Regions from separate parts of the Homo sapiens genome. Here all the other regions are linked to region 1. A link is a contact called in ENCODE Hi-C or POLR2A ChIA-PET data. All regions are on one chromosome and are shown on one strand. Each heading gives the region's core, a stretch centred on a gene start or an enhancer-like site at or near the end of the contact. The rest is flanking DNA. Distances are from core to core; before and after follow the strand shown. Region 1 overlaps FUT8 (fucosyltransferase 8). Region 2 has its middle 53 kb from the start of LINC02324. Region 3 overlaps FUT8 (fucosyltransferase 8). Region 4 has its middle 17 kb from the start of LINC02324.

The links. Hi-C counts contacts between places; a loop is a spot of excess contacts on that map. ChIA-PET counts read pairs that join two places held with the same protein, here RNA polymerase II (POLR2A). Pooled maps may share reads with other maps.
Region 2: a loop to region 1 is called in a map with no recorded cell type, with 5 times the contacts of the local background. The contact joins two enhancer-like sites. A Hi-C loop is called at or near these places in 4 of 37 single-sample maps with no recorded cell type and 7 of 50 pooled maps. POLR2A ChIA-PET finds 5 or more read pairs at or near these places in 4 of 52 experiments (CD4-positive, alpha-beta T cell, H1, PC-9 and 1 more).
Region 3: a map with no recorded cell type shows a loop between it and region 1 (4-fold over the local background). The contact joins two enhancer-like sites. A Hi-C loop is called at or near these places in 1 of 37 single-sample maps with no recorded cell type and 5 of 50 pooled maps. POLR2A ChIA-PET finds 5 or more read pairs at or near these places in 1 of 52 experiments (activated CD4-positive, alpha-beta T cell).
Region 4: a map with no recorded cell type shows a loop between it and region 1 (7-fold over the local background). The contact joins two enhancer-like sites. A Hi-C loop is called at or near these places in 11 of 37 single-sample maps with no recorded cell type and 11 of 50 pooled maps. POLR2A ChIA-PET finds 5 or more read pairs at or near these places in 2 of 52 experiments (OCI-LY7 and activated CD4-positive, alpha-beta T cell).

Annotation. Positions count from the first base shown.
Region 1 is chr14:65,460,528-65,463,164 of GRCh38, reverse strand. The region is part of intron 2 of FUT8 (fucosyltransferase 8); the gene reads right to left. Among named protein-coding and RNA genes, the nearest start is that of MIR625, 9.3 kb to the left of the region's middle. RefSeq lists an enhancer at 1,111-1,160. Within about 2 kb of position 1,289, at least 4 of the 41 ENCODE cell types and tissues checked have a DNase peak (open chromatin) inside an H3K27ac peak, as active enhancers do; they include OCI-LY7, where a contact is called at or near this core.
Region 2 is chr14:65,168,365-65,171,001 of GRCh38, reverse strand. No RefSeq gene overlaps it. Among named protein-coding and RNA genes, the nearest start is that of LINC02324, 53 kb to the left of the region's middle. RefSeq lists enhancers at 1-12, 33-92, 1,656-1,755. Within about 2 kb of position 1,328, at least 4 of the 41 ENCODE cell types and tissues checked have a DNase peak (open chromatin) inside an H3K27ac peak, as active enhancers do.
Region 3 is chr14:65,722,208-65,724,844 of GRCh38, reverse strand. It overlaps FUT8 (fucosyltransferase 8), which reads right to left. Exons shown (of 11, transcript NM_001371533.1): 9 at 522-698. Among named protein-coding and RNA genes, the nearest start is that of MIR625, 250 kb to the right of the region's middle. Within about 2 kb of position 1,325, at least 2 of the 41 ENCODE cell types and tissues checked have a DNase peak (open chromatin) inside an H3K27ac peak, as active enhancers do.
Region 4 is chr14:65,204,291-65,206,927 of GRCh38, reverse strand. No RefSeq gene overlaps it. Among named protein-coding and RNA genes, the nearest start is that of LINC02324, 17 kb to the left of the region's middle. RefSeq lists an enhancer at 1,787-1,896. Within about 2 kb of position 1,332, at least 7 of the 41 ENCODE cell types and tissues checked have a DNase peak (open chromatin) inside an H3K27ac peak, as active enhancers do; they include OCI-LY7, where a contact is called at or near this core.

The sequences.
Region 1 (2,637 bases), core at 40-2,539:
TTCTATATTCTGTCTGTTTTAACACATTTTATTTCAGGTATTGCTGGAGTGTTACTGCTAATTCTATATTCTAATGTATCTTCTAAAATTAATTAAATACATTACCATTGTTACAACATGTAGTGAGAGTCTCTGAATTGCCCAAATATCCACTATGAAAACACTTAGTACAATTTGTGTGTGATGGAAGGGCTACATACAGGAAGATCCTTAAGTTAAGTGGTGAGACAATCCTATCTCCCCCTGGTATATGGTTTTGAATTTCTTCCATATGGAATTAATAAAAATCCGTCCTTTCTCCTACTTCAGTAACTTTTGTCCAGATCTAAAAACATTGGTTCAACCTGTATTTATACTTATCATCAATATGTAGTCATTGTTCATTTGTAACTTCAAAGAACAAGCACATACATGACCACAGGGGGTTTTGGTAGTACCAAAGAATTTTTCAGTGCCCACAATATCTCTGTGCAGTAATTATTACATACTTTCAACATGATTCAAACAAAGAATTCAAATACGATACTACAGTGACCTATTTAAAACGCAAAGAAAATTCAATAGCACATGATTCACTTACACCTAGAATTCTAACACCATGCTCCACCTCACAGTACTATTACCATTCTCTAGTAAGAATTTTTCTAAAATCTCTTGACCACAAGAATGACATGACAGACAAACGTGGGCAATGAAGGGGGAAGGGGAACCACATTCTCATATTCACTTCAGGAAAGGTTATTTCATTTTATGAACTCAGCCTGAGAGTGCAGCATTTTTCTAACTTTAAGTGACCTGAAGAATGCTCTTCTTCCAAATACACTATTCAAGTTGAAAAACAAAATGGTAAGTCAGAGAGATCAGGGCAAACATCATGTTTACCTAATGTCTTCATTAATTAGCTTCACCCAAATAAACAAATTAATTTACGCAAGCTACATTCACAAGTTAGAGCCTATCTGATTAGCACTTAAAGCATTTTCTATTCCCTTTTTGTGACTCCAACAAGACTAATATTAATACAGTATGTAGCAGCCACTCAACATTATAAAACTTCAGAATGTGAGAACTAGAAATGTCTTAAAGATCATTTGGTTTACTCTTCTCTTCCTCAGGCCTCAAATTTTATCTATGAGGAAATTGAAACAAACCCAATAGTCCCACAGACTGTTCTTTTGGCACAAAAAGTATCAAAGAACTGAAACCAGATCACCCTACCAGATGCCAGACCCCTCATTCACCATTATTGCTTCCTCGCCCCTCCTCCCAAGTTCCTGTTTTCTTACACATTGTTAAAATCTATGTCTTCCCTGCTATATAAACCCTGGTTTTAGTCAGTCAGGGAGATGGAATTGAGACCAAGCTCCCATCTTCTCAGCTGCCGCCCCTGATTAAAGCCTTCTTCCTTGGCAATACTCATTGTCTCAGTGATTGGCTTTCTATGCAGCAAGCAGCAGGACCTAGACTGAACTCCTGGTGTATCAGTAACAAACTAATAGCTAAAGAAGACAGTAACTTTCTTAAGCTAGTTATTAACAGAGCAGAACTAAGGTACTCTGACTTCCAGACTGGTTTTCTTTCTACTATACCATGCTGTTGTCAAGAACTCTGAAGAACCTAAGATTTTACCCTACATGCAAGCTAACATCAGTCTGCCATAGTTTCATGGACACTGAGAGCAAACACTGTACCTACATACAGTTTGGGCACTGAAGACTGAAACTACATGTCCCCTATACTGAGTTAAATAAGTGTCCTCCCAAAATGTGTAACGGCTAGAAATAGGGTCTATGCAGATATAATCAAGTTGATATAATGTCATTCTGGATTAGGATGGACCCTAATACATGACTGGAATCCTTATAAGAAGGACATTTGAACACAAACACACACAGAGGGAAGATGTCATGTGAATACTGAGGTAGAGATTGGAGTTATGCTACCAAAAGTCAAGAAATACCAAGGATTTCTGGCATCCACCATAAGCTAAAAGAAGAAGGAAAGGATTCTTACCTAGAGCCTTCGGAGAGAGTGTGGCCCTGCCAACACCTTGATTTCAGACTGCTAACCTCCAAAACTGAAAGAATAAATTTCTGCTATATTAAGCCACCCAGTTTACAGTGCTTTGTTATAGCAGCCCTAGAAAACTAATACACACACACACAGCTTTCTAGGTACATTAACATGACTTTACCAGTCCACTGTCTTAATTAGCATAACTGCTATTCTAGGAGACAGCAGAAATATAATGTGATTGTTCATTACAGACCTTCTGGAAAGACCCATCAACTCTTCGGCAGTTTTCAAAATCTTACTGTTTCCACCAAACCTAAACTGTTTTATCATGATACCTACCCAATCCTAATCAAGCCTCATCGCCACCACTGAAAGATCCAACTTAAAACAAACTTCAAATTCTCAAATTTTGACCTCTCTAAGACCCTACCAAAGATTTTTTTAGGTGTTCTCCCTTACCACAATAAGCAATGAACTCAGCTTTGTTTTATCAATAGGATGTGTTAGTAGTGTAGCTGGTAAGCTAGCATCAGATAATCCTGGCAGAAGTTATGACACTCCTAGATCAGAAACAAAGAACAGTTTACTACTCACAACAATAGCATAGACAGAGTACCATAT
Region 2 (2,637 bases), core at 79-2,578, 290 kb after region 1:
TTGCCGCAGAAATGCCACTGGAAGGGATGGAGGAGAGAAAACCCGGTTGTATGATGTCTGCATTGCCCTCCTCGCTGGAACTCACCACAGGCTGGAGGTGCTTCCGGCAGAACCGAGCTCCGGGGAAAGCCTGTGATAAATCATCTCTGTCTTTACTAGCCAAGGGTTGCTATGGCAATAGGAATACACTGTAGGTTTTAAGAGATGTAATTTTCTGTGATTCACTGTATATTTTTAGCCATTTTTCCCTCTGTATTATCTCCCTGTGGTAATTGCCTATTAATGCTGGTCTGTACTAAGATTGGACTAAACGGTCGATTCTCAGAAGAGATGAAAACCCTGGAGCTCAGTAAGTACAAGGGGGTGATGGCCCATGAACTTAAGAGTAACCTGGTAGAACAACCAGATTAGTTCAGGACATGGATGAATTCACGTGGCCCATGCTACGTCTGTCTTGGGAGGAGAGTAAAGCAGAGTGAAGGGACCCAGCAATGTGGCTCTGGAGTTTTGGGAATGGGAAGCTGAGTCACACTACCCACTGAAATCCATATGCTCGAATGGTGTCAAGGGCAGGCCACAAAAGTCAGAAACGAGCATCCTGCGCAAGGGACACTAGGACCCAGGTTTCCAAACAAAGGAACTGTAAAAGCTTCTAACCTTTTGTTTTTTTTTTTGTTGTTGTTGTTGTTGTTTTTTTTTTGAGACAGAGTCTCGCTCTGTTGCCCAGGCTGGAGTGCAGTGGTGTGATCTCGGCCCATTGCAAGCTCCACCTCCCAGGTTCATGCCATTCTCCTGCCTCAGCCTCCCGAGCAGCTGGGACTACAGGCGCCCACCACCATGCCCGGCTAATTTCTTTGTGTGTTGTTTTTTTTTTTTTAGTAGAGACGGGGTTTCACCGTGTTAGCCAGGATGGTCTCGATCTCCCGACCTCGTGATTCACCTGCCTCGACCTCCCAAAGTGCTGGGATTACAGACATGAGCCACCGTGCCTGGCCTCTAACCTCTTTTAATTTAGTTCAAGTCTTCTATTGTTTCTTATCTTATCCTTCCTTCTTTATTCCTTTCTTCTTTCTTTCCTTGCTCTAATTTTACTTTTTTTTTTTTTTTTTTTAACCGTAAAATCAGGGGAGAGACTAAGAGGAGGTGAAAACAGAATGTATCTAGTTGCTATTGGTTCATAGTTGTATCAGGGGTCTTTCCATCCAGGCCACAGAAAATCCAGCCTAAACTGCTTAAGCAGAAAGAGAACTTACTCTTTCTCTAATAGCTGAAAAGTCCAGGGGCTTGGGTTTAGTCTCAGGCACAGTTGTATTCAGAAGGCCAGATGACATCATCAACATCTGGGCTGTCTGACACACCACTAAGTTTCACTGATATTTGGGCATTTGGGCTGCAATAACATGAAACTCAGCTAACAGAGGCTTCAACAAAGTGTGGTTTGTTTTTCTCACATAAGAAGTCCAGAGAGAGGTTTATTTTTCTCATTCAACAAGCAGCCCAGAATAGGCATAGATGACGTTACTATGCAGCAGCTCAGTAATGTCATCAAGAACCCAGCCTCCTTCTTCATTTCAGCTCTACTGTCTTCAGGGTCACAGGAGGACAGGTCCAGCTCTAGACATTCAAGGCAGAAAGAAGAGGCTAGCTAACTTCCGATTTTTTTTTTTTTTATCCAGAAAAGTAAATCAATCCCCAAAGTTCCCAGCTGACCTCTGCTTCCAGTTGATTGAATACATCAGTGCCATGAGGCCACTTTAGCCACAGAGGAGGCTGGGAAAGTACGTTTTTAAGCTTTTTTGGTCCCTGCAGTAGAAGCAGTGTTTTTTGTTTGGTTTGGTTTTGCCTCATATAACAGTCAAAGAACAAACCGTACCCAAGATTGTGAAAGGGTTCTGCCTCTTCCTTGCAGTCTGACCAGTCACTCCGTTGTCATATCCTAGCCAAGAAGGGAGAAGGTATAAGAGAAGGGCAAGAAGCTTTCTTTTAAGGATGCAATGCATAAGTTGCATTCATCACTTCTCTTCTGCCCATATGCTATTGGTCAGAACATAACCACATGATCACAACCAGCTGTAAGGGTGGCTGGGAAATGTAGTACTTGGGTAGCCATGTGCCCAGCTAAAACTTGAGGAGTTCTGTTAGTCACATGATGAAGAAGAGGGGTATTTTGAAACAACTAGCAATCTCCTCAGGTGTAGTTAGAGCTCCATGATGTGCTCACTTCACATTGCATGCCTGTATCAAAACATCTTATCTACCCCATAAATATATACACCTACTATATACCCACAAACATTTTTTAAAAATAAAATAAAACAAAAATAAATTAAAAAATAAAAAAGAGCAGTTATAGGAGAAAGGGTTTGGATGGCTATTAGATTCACTCATTCAAGGCCAAATATTTCTGCCTCTGCCACATTCTCAGAGAGGCTTACCTTTGTGCAGGTAAGACAGCTTCAGCATCACCAGCCTCACATTCTCCCTGGTCCAAGACCATTAGTAAAAGAGCTCAACATCTTCGCAGCTACCCTGGGCAGTCTCACCACATCTCCTTGGTTCTTACTGGGTCACCTGCCCATCATTAACTAAGGGGATGCAATGCAATACTCTGGTCATTCCTGAATGACTTGCTCCACA
Region 3 (2,637 bases), core at 76-2,575, 260 kb before region 1:
GACATCAGAACACTTCCTCTCCTGTTCCCTGCACACACAAAGAAGAGGTCACAAGAGCACAGAGTGAAATAGTGGCTGCTTACAAGCCAAGAGAAAATGAAATCTACCTTGCTAGCATCTTGATCTTGAATTTCCCAGCCTCAGACCTGGGAGAAACAAATTTCTGTAATTTAAACCACTCAGTCTATGTTATTTTGTTATGGCAGCTCCAACAGACTAGTGAAGATTTTAGTACCAAGAAGTAGGGTGATACTTTTAATGATAATAATGATTATTGCTGGTGACAATGCGTAAGTCAGTGGTCCAGTTCATTTTAGACTTCTTATAAGGCATTATTGGATATGGCTAATAAAAACACTTTGATTAGACTGACAGTTACACAAGTACATAGTCCATTGAATTTTTAAAACCCTAATAATTAGCAATAATAATATACAAAAATCACAAGTCATGGGAAGTAAGAATTCTTTTAAACTGAAAGAGACAACCCCACTCTAGAATCACTAGTTGGTCTAACTTACTTTGTTTTTGCCTCCTTTAATAAAGAAGGGTCATCTGTGGCCAAATACACTCTTTTTTTGTCCACTTGCATTCTGCGTGCAAGAAGCTGAAAATGTTCTTCAACATGCACCATGTACTCTTCAATGGGATGGAAGGCAGCTTCTGTTCCCACTTTGTCTGTGCGTCTGACATGGACTCTGGGGGAGAAATTCAGATTCTACTGGTAATGTACTGACACTGGGTGCTTTGAGGGTACTCAATTTATACCCCTACTTATGGTGGCATTATAGGCATTTTTAACTGATTTTTCTTTCATTTTCACTATTAGAAAAAGTAAAACACATAGTATTTTAAAAACTCAAAAATACATATTCTAAATATATTTGCAGGCTAAACAATACAAGGGGAATTAGAAAGTAAGTAAAGCCTTTGAAGAATGATTTCTTATAGAGAAAATAATTCACATCTTAGGAATAAATGGGAAATTTCAGAGCTGCATTTCATACTAGGCAGCAACCAGCTGTCTGGAAAAAAACTGAATACAACTTAAGATTTTTGTTACCAGGATGATACCAGGATTCACAGTTGTTACTAAAGAACATTAGAGATATTATTTGTAAAGTTCTGATACCAAGGGTTTTCCTCTTTATTTTACCCTGGAGAGTCACCATAACTGCCAGCTTGTAGAACTTAAAAGTTGTCCCAGGAAAACATAGACCTGGATAAACTTTTACAGCACCGTTAAGACCAGCAAACCTTTTAACGGTTTTTACTATTTTAGGTAAATGAAACCGATTCCAGCCCTTCTGTTGTGGGCATAATGCATTTCCTTTCTCTGTTTTTCACCATATCAAATGACAGCAGATATTAATTTCACCTGTCATATTTAAGAAAAGCCCCAAAATTGTAAAATTGGGGACACAGATTCACACTTCCCTGTACTGAATAAGGCACTGACTTCCACAGTTTTCTCCTCTCTCCTCCCATCTTAGTGTTTCCAAAGTAATTTTTTTTTTTTTAAGACAAGGTCTTGCTCTGTTGCACACATTGGAGTGCAGTGGCGTGATTATGGTTCACTCCAATCTCTGCCTCCCAGGCTCAAGTGATCCTCTCACCTCAGCCTCCCGAACAGCTGGTACTACAGGCATGTGTCACCAAGCCTGGCTAATTTTTGCTTTTTTTTTTTTTTTTAATTGATGGGGTTTCAACCATGTTGCCTATGTTGAGTTTTCTCAAACTTCTGGGCTCAAGTGATCCACTTGCCTCAGCCTCCCAGTGTTGTGATTACAGGCATGAGCCACTATGCCTGGCCCCAAAGCAATATTAATGGAAATAAAAATAACAGTTTATTTTCATAAATTAAAACACCCTCCTTAAATCTTGCCTTCCCCTCCCCCCAAATTACTAAATCACTATTTATATGTAGAAAAAGGTAGACTTATACGCCTTTAGGTCACAGTATATGGGCCAAACTTAAGGCCAGTTTTTTATTATGAATCTGGAGTGAAGGTTTGATTTCACCAGAGTTACTCTGCCATCTTCACGGCTATTCTTTGCTTTGCATTCCAGACTATAACCCAGATGTGGATACAATCATATGAACATCTATTCTATCATCTTTCCTTCCCACATCCTTCATAATCACTCTTTTTCTGGGGAAATTGGAATTGTTCAGTGGGCTCTATAGAGATGAAGTGGGCAGAACGAATGATTCCATTGAATTTCAATCAAAAGTTACATGAGAAGAAATACGATTTGATATTCTGACTTCACATGTACCTTCTTTACGTCTAACACTTAGAATGGGGTCAATAACTCCTCTACATATGAAGACTAAGACACAAGGAAAGATGTGGGGTGGGAAATATGAAAATAAAAATAAAAAGAAGCTGGACATGGTGATACATGCCTTTAGACCCAGCTATTATACTTGGGAGGCTGAGGTAGGAGGATCACTTGAGCCCAGGGTGGTTGAGGCTGCAGTGAGCCACTACACTTCAGCCTGGGTGACAGAGTGAGACCCTATCTCAAAAATAACAACAACAAAAGCCAAAAGAGAGCTGTGATAAGAGGAGAAAGAAGCAAAGGAAGAGGAGAACTGGAGACAGTAATAGAGCACTACTAAGCAACTTTCTT
Region 4 (2,637 bases), core at 83-2,582, 260 kb after region 1:
TATAGTGCAGTTAAGAGGAGGGGCTATAGGGCCATACTATCCTTGTGCAAGTCTATACACTAGCAATGGGACCCTGAGCACACTGCTTAATATCTCTATGATTCCTTGTTCCCATCCCTATGACTAGAGCTGTTCATTGCACCTTCTCATAGGATTTTCATGGGGTTAAATGAGTTAATACATTCAAAGGACCTAGAGCAGTGCCTGGAGAAAAAGGAGCTCCACAAGTATTAGCTATCATCATTCTAAAACTGAAATTTCAGTTAGTTCTCTTATTTTACTTTTGTGGTTAGAAGATGCAAATATCTACTCACCAGTTTAAACCCTGCACTGCTTGCTGAATATAAATATCCCCAATGCCTCACTTTTGGGTGAGTAATACCAGGTCAACTCACGCCTTCTTCCTCTCAAAAAAAAAAAAAAAGGAATAGCAGTGATACATGGTAAAAAGCCTACTCATACTATGATTCCAAAATGTGGGTATTGGTTTTGCATCTCATTTCCAGAATTAGAAAAAGTCTCCTCTGTATTTAGTTTTTATAAGTTCTCCTTTTTTTTTTTCCCATTTCAGTTTTAAGATGCGCTGTATTTTTCTTATTTTCAGGGTCCCGAAATCAGGATGGGTGTTTCAGTTGATGCATGCGTTTGATGTGGTTGTGTTTCTTTTCCTCCGCCTAAAAGCAGTTATTAAAATGATGGCGTTTGCAGATCTAGATTTGAAAGAAAAGAATAATGGTGCATCTTGCAATCAATAGTGTTTTAGAATCCAGGAAACACAGTAATAATACTCAACGAAAAAGTCAGTTCTAGGATGCCAGCTTCCGCATCCAGTGTCTTGTCCCCAGGAGCACGATGTTCCAAGGGTGGGGCTGTGTCCTGTTGTGCCTGCTGCAGCCATGCTTTCTTTCCTTTAGGATCAGTGTTGGTGGGGGCTTGGCCCAGGATTGGATGGTATCTTGTTTTGTTTTTTTGAGATAGAGTTTCACTCTCTCGCCCGGGCTGGAGTGCAGTGATCGCAGCCCACTACAGCCTCGAATTCCTGGGCTCAAGTGCCCTCCTGCCATGGCCTCCCAGTTCTGGGACTACAGGCATTAGCCCCTGTACCCAGCCATGGATGTTTTTTAAGTGTGCAAAGATTCCTCCTCATTCTTCAATTAAAAGCATAGTGAACCATCTGCTGGGCTGGGATTGGACTATGAGAGAGAAAAGCACTAAGACAAGCTGAAAACACAGGTGAAAGTAGCAAGCAGGCTCCCAAATAAAGAGCAGGCCCAGCTCTGCCAGTCAGCACGCGCACACACACACACACACACACACACACACACACACACGTTATGTTTTTGAGTCACGCCCCTTCCTTGTTCCACATGATTGGTCTACACTTCACACTTCCCCTATAATCTCAGTTTCTTTCACCTGGTTTCTTGCCCAAACAGCTTGTTGGGTTTAAGAAGGAGAAATCTATAAAAGAATTGAAGTCTCTTCAGGGAAGGGCCTAGCAGAGCAATTCTGGCTGTGGCAACTCCCCTGGGGTGGCTCCTCCCTAGCCATCTCCTGAGCACACAAGCAAGGACCCTTTCCTCTCAGCTGTCACTCTGGACATGTGTAATGATCCCAATACAGGAGACTCTGAGCCGCAGCCCCTAGGCCCACCTTACGTGTGAGAACTCTCCTGTGTGAGGCCGAGGCAAAGCTGCACGGGATCCTGAGAGAGCAGCAGCCAGAGCAGAAGCTGCAGGAGAGACTGGCACATGGAAGCCAGCCTGTCTCCACAGCCCATGTTCTTGTTTTGTTCTAACTCTACGTGCTTTGGTCGGTTTCCCCTACAACACAGCAGCAGCAGGTGGGCGCACAATGCAGGGACCGGCCCACCCTGACATGGCTGTGTTTGGCAGCCCTGCACACCCCCTTTTCTTTTTTTGCAGGAGTCAGGAGACTGGGGTGGAAGAGGTGGAGACCCAGTCATATCAGGCAAGGGAGGTCTGCACTGCGCTGCAGCCAGAAGGCTAACAGATCACATCCCCACTGTCCCTTCCCAGCTCTGCTCTCCTGCTCTGTGGAGCAGGCCTGGCTGGATACCCCACATGCTACTGCTCTGCATCCACCCCACCCCCACATTCACACTGAAGCCACAGTCCCCAGGCTTACTCCCAGCCAGTGCTGAGCAGGGGTGCAGGGGGTGGGCACTAAGCAGGCCATTTCTGCAAGATCCAGGACTCCTCCAAAGGGCAGCTTTGGCCCAGAGACTCCTCCTCCACCCAGCTGAACCTTTCTCAGAGCCGGGCTGCAGCCTAAGTCTCCCTACCTGTGCAGTAAAGAATTGAACCTTGCCCCTCAAAGAGGTCTAGTCTTTACCCTTGGCCCCCGGGAGGTCATCTTTGTTTGCCTGGGGGTCTTAGGCTGGCCAGATAGTAACAGTGTGACTTAGGGTGGGGAGTAGCCACACCAGAAAAGCCAACATTATGATTTGCATGGGGCTTGGGGTCACCAAGGTACCAACCAGGGCTCGAGTAAGCTTCCCTGCAGGGCACCCTTCAGATCCCCATCTCCTCACAGATACCTTGTTTATAAACCTCCACTAGCAGGATTCTGGAATTAAACACAGTAGCAGTTGATTGGCCCTTTGCAAATGAATTG